Linked DNA regions of Mus musculus: region 1 is linked to region 2. A link is a loop called in an ENCODE intact Hi-C map of the cell type or tissue named here. Cell type or tissue: gastrocnemius. All regions are shown on one strand. Links, peaks and the distances in the headings refer to the core of each region. The heading gives the core; the rest is flanking DNA.

Region 1 (2,806 bases), core at 110-2,609, 48 kb after region 2:
CAGAGGCAGGTCGATCTCTGAGTTCAAGGCAAACCTGATCTACAGAGTGAGTTCCAGGACAGAGAGGACTGGCTATACAGAGAAACCCTGTCTTGAAAAACAAAAAAGAAAGGAAGGAAGGAAGGAAGGAAGGAAGGAAAAGAAAAGAAAGAAAAGAGGAAGTAGAGGAGTTCTGCAATCCAGGGATTGGATTCCCAGCCGGACAATAAGCACAGGGTATTGTACAGATTGTGAAAATAAGTATCCAGACAGGTCCAGATTATTGTTACATGGTCTAGGAAGGAAAAGTTTGTTTAATAGGTTTGACACTTAGTAAGTCTAGCTAGTATAGGGGAAAGGCTACTGATATTTTAGAAATACCATAATTCCTCAGGTTTTATAATTAGGCCTATGCTTTTTTTTTTTTTAAAGTAATCGCAGCAGTTACATTGCTACTCTAAAGTTAGTCAGATAGTAACAATGTTGAGTAATTCACATTTCAGCAGACTACATTTATAAATTCCATCTTCAGTTCTGACAAATTGTGTCTCCTTTCATGTGGAGCGGTGAAGCTCAACCTGTTGGTCCTGACCCTTTCACAGGGGCCACATATCATATATTCTGTATATCAGATATTTACAGCAGTGGCAAAATTGTAGTTACAAGCAGCAACAAAATTTTTATTTTATTTATTAATTTAATTTAATTTATTGTTGGGGAGTCACCACTATATAACGAAAGGAAGGTTGAGAATCACTGATATAGAGGAATTAATTTATACCAGCTGGCATGCCGTCTATGACCTTATTAGATGAAATTAGACTCCACCCACTGTTTTCTCTTGATCTGCCAGGACCTTTGTAATTCAAGTGGTTTGTATAGTAGTAGCAAATGTTACATAAGCCCAAACATGGAGCATATTTGGAGTTGGTAGGCAGACCCACATCATGATGCAGGTTTGCACTGAAGCACAGCAGAGCTCTGAAGAGAAGGTAGCCAGCCAGAAGCCTCTTCAGAGCAGCCCTTCCTCCGCACGGAGCCAAGAGCTCCGCTGGGTGAGTGCTTCCTGGTAGTCTTCACAAGCTGTGTTTGGCCTGGGGCCTGGTTCTAAATAAACTTGTAGAAGGTAGGTTAGGACTCTGCTCCCTCGCATAGAGCTGGGCTGAGTCTGGAAGAGTTATGGAAGCGTCTCTTCCTTCGGGCGTTTGTCCTTACTGCTAACAGGCTCGGAGGGGAAGACTCTGCTGCTCAAGTGCTAGAGGGAGGGAGCTCTGCAGTGCTGGGGGGGGGGGGGATCAGTGCTAATCTCAGCAAGAGGGATTAACTGCTGCAAGCTGTCTGCAGGAGCCATTCTGAAATGTCATTTGAGTGATCTGGCCAAAGTTCAAATGCAGGCAGGAGTTGAGTTTGCTATTAACTTTTGGAAAATGCTGAGGTTTGCACCGAACAAACAGCTCTTGGATTTCAAAACACTGAGAAAGCACTGGGTACTCCCCTCTAAAAATGGAAGAGCCTTGTAACACCCTCTGTTTTGTTTTGCTTTTTAATCTTGTGGTGAGTGAGGTTTCATGACAGACATCTCAGTGTTTCCTGTAGAAATGTGTTTGAAAGCTGTTTTGTCCCGGTACTTCAAATTCACAGTAAATTTCAAACAGAGCACTGTGAAGAACAACTTCAAAATACAGACAGCAACCTTGGAACGACATTCAGCAGCTAGAATGGAGTGAATAACATTACAGTTTCTGACTCCCAATACTGACTTTTGTTCAGTTACGTTCTAAGAGCACCAACAGAACTGTGCTTTGGGCCAGGAGGAAGATGACCACAAGTTCTTCAGTTTTTACTGGGCACAAATTTCATTCCTTCTTCAAATAATGAGCTTGACTGGGTGGTTTCAGTTCAAGTTAAAACAGGTCCCCCAGTTATTTAAAGATAAATAGATCTTGAAACTTTAATCAAAATAGGAAGTATCTAAAACTGCCTAGTTAGTTAGTTAGCGCTGTGCTCTCTGGTTTTGTTTGCTGTCACTGGTGGCCTTTCATTTGTAGACAGCTGTCACTTTCTGTTTAGGAAAAAGCTTTACAAAGGGTCACCAAGGAAGCACCCCAGCTTCACTCCAGGCTGAGCGGTGTGGAGGTGGGGGTCTTTTAAGTAGTGTCTGACTGAGGGCTGTTGTTGCCACCATGTAATTCATTAGGTTTTGCTGTCATCCTCTGTCCAGATAAGATGGAATAATAAGGTTGCAGGATTGGAGATTCCTGAGACAGACTGAGCACAACACTCAGCAGGTGCTGCTCTTAGTCCCTTGCCTTTTGGAGTCAAGCCTCCTCCTCGACCTGGAAGATGAGACTTGCACAAAAGTTTTCGCCTTGAAAAAGCAAAAAAAAGTTTGAGGTCAGCCTTATCTATAGAATGAGTTTCAGGATAGCAAGGGCTACACAGAAAAACCCTGTCCTCAAAAAACAAAAAAGTAAAAAGCAAGAAAATCAAATCAACTCATGTAATTATCAGGTTTACTAGTTTTTGTTTTTTGTTTTTTGTTTTAATGTTCTCTTTACTTGTGGATATAAAACTTACATTTTATAGGAAAGTAGCCTGAAGTTGCTGATGTAGCCCACAGTAGCCAGGAACTCATGATGAGTCTTTGACTTCAGCTTCCTGATGTAGGGACTACAGGTGTAAATCACCTGGCTGACTTGCTTATTCTGTTGTAGTTTTGTATGTTTTTATAACACACACACGCGCGCACACACACACACACACACACACACACACCAGAAGAGGGCATGAGATCAGTCAGTGCTCATCTACAGTCCCTTATCTTTGT
Region 2 (2,806 bases), core at 22-2,521:
CCAGCTAGCCCAGTGAGGAGTATAGCCTTTAGAGTTATCTCAGCAGTACTACCCTGTCTTAGTCAGGGCTACTATTACTCTTGCTATGATGGAATACCATGACCAAAGCAACTTGAGGAGGAAAAAGGCTTATTTGGCTTATAATTATATACATCACAATTCATCATCAAAGAAAGTCAGGACAGGAACTCAAGTGGGACAGGAACATGAAGGTGCTACTGATGCAGAGGCCATGCTTGCTCTTATGGCTTGCTCAGCCTGCGGTTTTCATAGAACTCAATACCACCAGCCCAAGGATGTGGTGGTGTTGAGCTCTCAGTATCTCAATGGGCTGGACAGTCAGTCCCTGATTGATCATTAAGAATGCAGGCTTGCCTACAGCCAGATCTTGTGGAGGCATTTCTGTAATTGAGGTTCCCTCCTCTTAGATGATTTTAGCTTGTATCAAGTTGACAAAAACTGTCCAGCACACACCCTTTTTCTTTTCTAGTAAGGAAAGATGGCTTGTGGTTAGTGAACTGAAAATGGATCGGTGTGTGTTTACAGTACTGTCAAAGACACCACATTATAGACATAAAATCCTTTTCCTGAAATACTTCACTTTTTCTCTACAGATTCTCATGTCTGGTCCCCACCACTAAGGTTTTCTTATGTATGATTTGAAACACAGAAAAACAAAATATTTTGGCAAGCCTCCTTTAGCCGTTAGAGGACTTCAGTGACCGAGTCATGGCCCAGTCTTGTTTTATCTCTGCCACACAGTGAACTATTTTGAAGCATGTCACAGGCCTCATAGTGTTTCATCTTTTTGTCTGATTGCTTAGGCTTCACCTGGTGTTATAGAAAGTGCAGTCTTTCCATTGTGCCTTTGTCTGAGGCATGTGGGCTTGCCATTTCTCTGATATCCCTCATGTACAAGGGAGGTAACAGTGCATGTCAAGTGGGGAATTTAAACCAAACTTATTAAGGTAACATTGAAGTCTGTGTTCTTCACCTTTGAATCACCTGGGGGATAGTTGTTTGCGAATGAACTTAGGAGTACTTGGGGGTGATCTTGTTGAGTGCCTCACTTGAGGCAGCCTCTGCAGGTGAGCATTGGTACTGCAATGATAAGATCCAATACCTGGCTGACAGACAGCGCCCGTGAGCAGTGCTGTACCTGTAGGGTATGCGCTCACATGTATGGGAGAAGGAACATGGAGAGATTCAGACAGGCACTCCTCTCCAGGTTTCCTTCCTACCTCTAAGTACATAGATATTCTAGTCAAACTACAGTCCATGGATTTTTATGTTGCCAAACAATTGAAAGAAAGCCTCGAAGATGATATCATGGCATGTGAAAATTATGTGAAATTCATGTATCATTGTCCCTAAGGAAAACTGTGTTGGGACATGGCCAGAGGCACTCATATACTTACATATCTGTGACTGCTATCTCTACACAGCAAGCAACAGTATTAAGTGGGGGTACAGCAAAGACCATACAGCCTATGATCTCAGCTATTTACTGTCTGGTCCATTACGGGAGAAGCCAGATGACCTTGTCTTTGTAAGTTCCACGGTTGATGAAAGTGCACCCCTTCCACTGAACATGATTGACATTTCCTTTCAAGCTTTTTGTGTTAAGGGTAGAAAGCAGTGTTCCTGAGCGAAGAGTTTATTTACCGTTGGAGGAATGTGGGATAGAAGGAAATGTATGGAGAGGAAAAAAGGCTATGCTTAAGGTTTCTTGTTAGATCTAGTTTTTTTGTTAAAAAAAAATAGGCAGGGTCTCATCATGTACCCTTGACTAGTCTAGAAGAAAGCCTCCTGACTATGCTTCTGGGTGCTGGAATTAAAGATGTGTGTTGCCACGCCCAACCATGTCTTGTTTACATTAAAATCATTTATTTTTATGTTTTCAAATTGCCTTCTGCTGACTAACACACCAATAAGAACGCCACATAAGTGAGTTAAGGACACCATTGCAGCCCTTGCCCAGTCCCAAACTCTTGTCCACTTTTCCACGTGTCATTGCTTTCCTAGAGTGACTCACATGCAGAGCAGTAGAATGTTCATTGCCGGGTCTTCAGGAGCCCTGGGCCATGGCAGTGATGCTTAGGTTATTATGCTGCTATCAGAGTCCCTAATATTCAGGAGCAGGATGATAGACGTTTTGTGAGTTTTTTCCCAGGTAAACTCTTCATACATAGCCTTTCTGTCCTTTAGCTACCTTAGAGGAGCCCAAGTTTCCTCTTGGGATTGAGTAGCAAGGCTCTATTCGGAGGCAAATGTGTGTTTTGATTTTAAAAAGGTGACAGTGTCTTAGGGTTTTGTGCTTGCTAAAACGCATAACGTCCAGCATAACCCATGCTGACCCAAGCCTCCCTGAGTGACTCGGCTGGTGGAGACCATGCAGATCCACCTGCTGGAGCAGCACTCCACTCGCTTTGACAGGTTCTCGTACATTCTGTCATGAGGAAAGAGTGAGCAGCGTGCGCAGATCACTGTGCCCATGACCTGCATATGATGCTGGCTTGGCTGTGCTTTCCTGCAGCTTCTTGTTTTCCTGGCTCTTTCCATTGCATTTTTAAGTTAGTTAGAATACTACATAGTGGACTTCATTAGGACACTTTGATACATAACATCTTTGTAATTTGTACTGTTAGACTCCAGACACTTCATTTCATACAAACATCCTTCCCGGTGTCCAAATCTAACAGTGTTCCCACATACATGAGCATACGGCAAGTTTGGCAGGTATGTTCACAGTATAGCTGCCACTGTAATACTTCAGAGTTTCAGAACTGTGAGGTAATTCACCAAG

Evidence for each region. A loop is a pair of places that touch in the nucleus more often than their neighbours do. Peaks named below come from ENCODE experiments on the same cell type or tissue, not always from the same donor. Only the 100,000 strongest peaks of a DNase experiment are listed, where the experiment ranks them.
Region 1: it touches region 2 in a loop (1.8-fold over the local background); 5 of 42 quality-filtered maps call a loop at or near these places.

What each region holds. Positions count from the first base shown.
Region 1 is chr14:14,066,890-14,069,695 of GRCm38, forward strand. The region is part of intron 4 of Atxn7 (ataxin 7); the gene reads left to right. It also overlaps the pseudogene Gm31222. Among named protein-coding and RNA genes, the nearest start is that of Psmd6, 53 kb to the right of the region's middle. In gastrocnemius, for the core only: no CTCF peak of the experiment used is centred there; a DNase peak (open chromatin) is centred at 1,085; H3K4me3 peaks cover 1,900 bases; H3K27ac peaks cover 2,500 bases.
Region 2 is chr14:14,018,587-14,021,392 of GRCm38, forward strand. All of the region lies in intron 3 of Atxn7 (ataxin 7), which reads left to right. Among named protein-coding and RNA genes, the nearest start is that of Atxn7, 7.5 kb to the left of the region's middle. In gastrocnemius, for the core only: a CTCF peak has its summit at 1,088; a DNase peak (open chromatin) is centred at 1,111.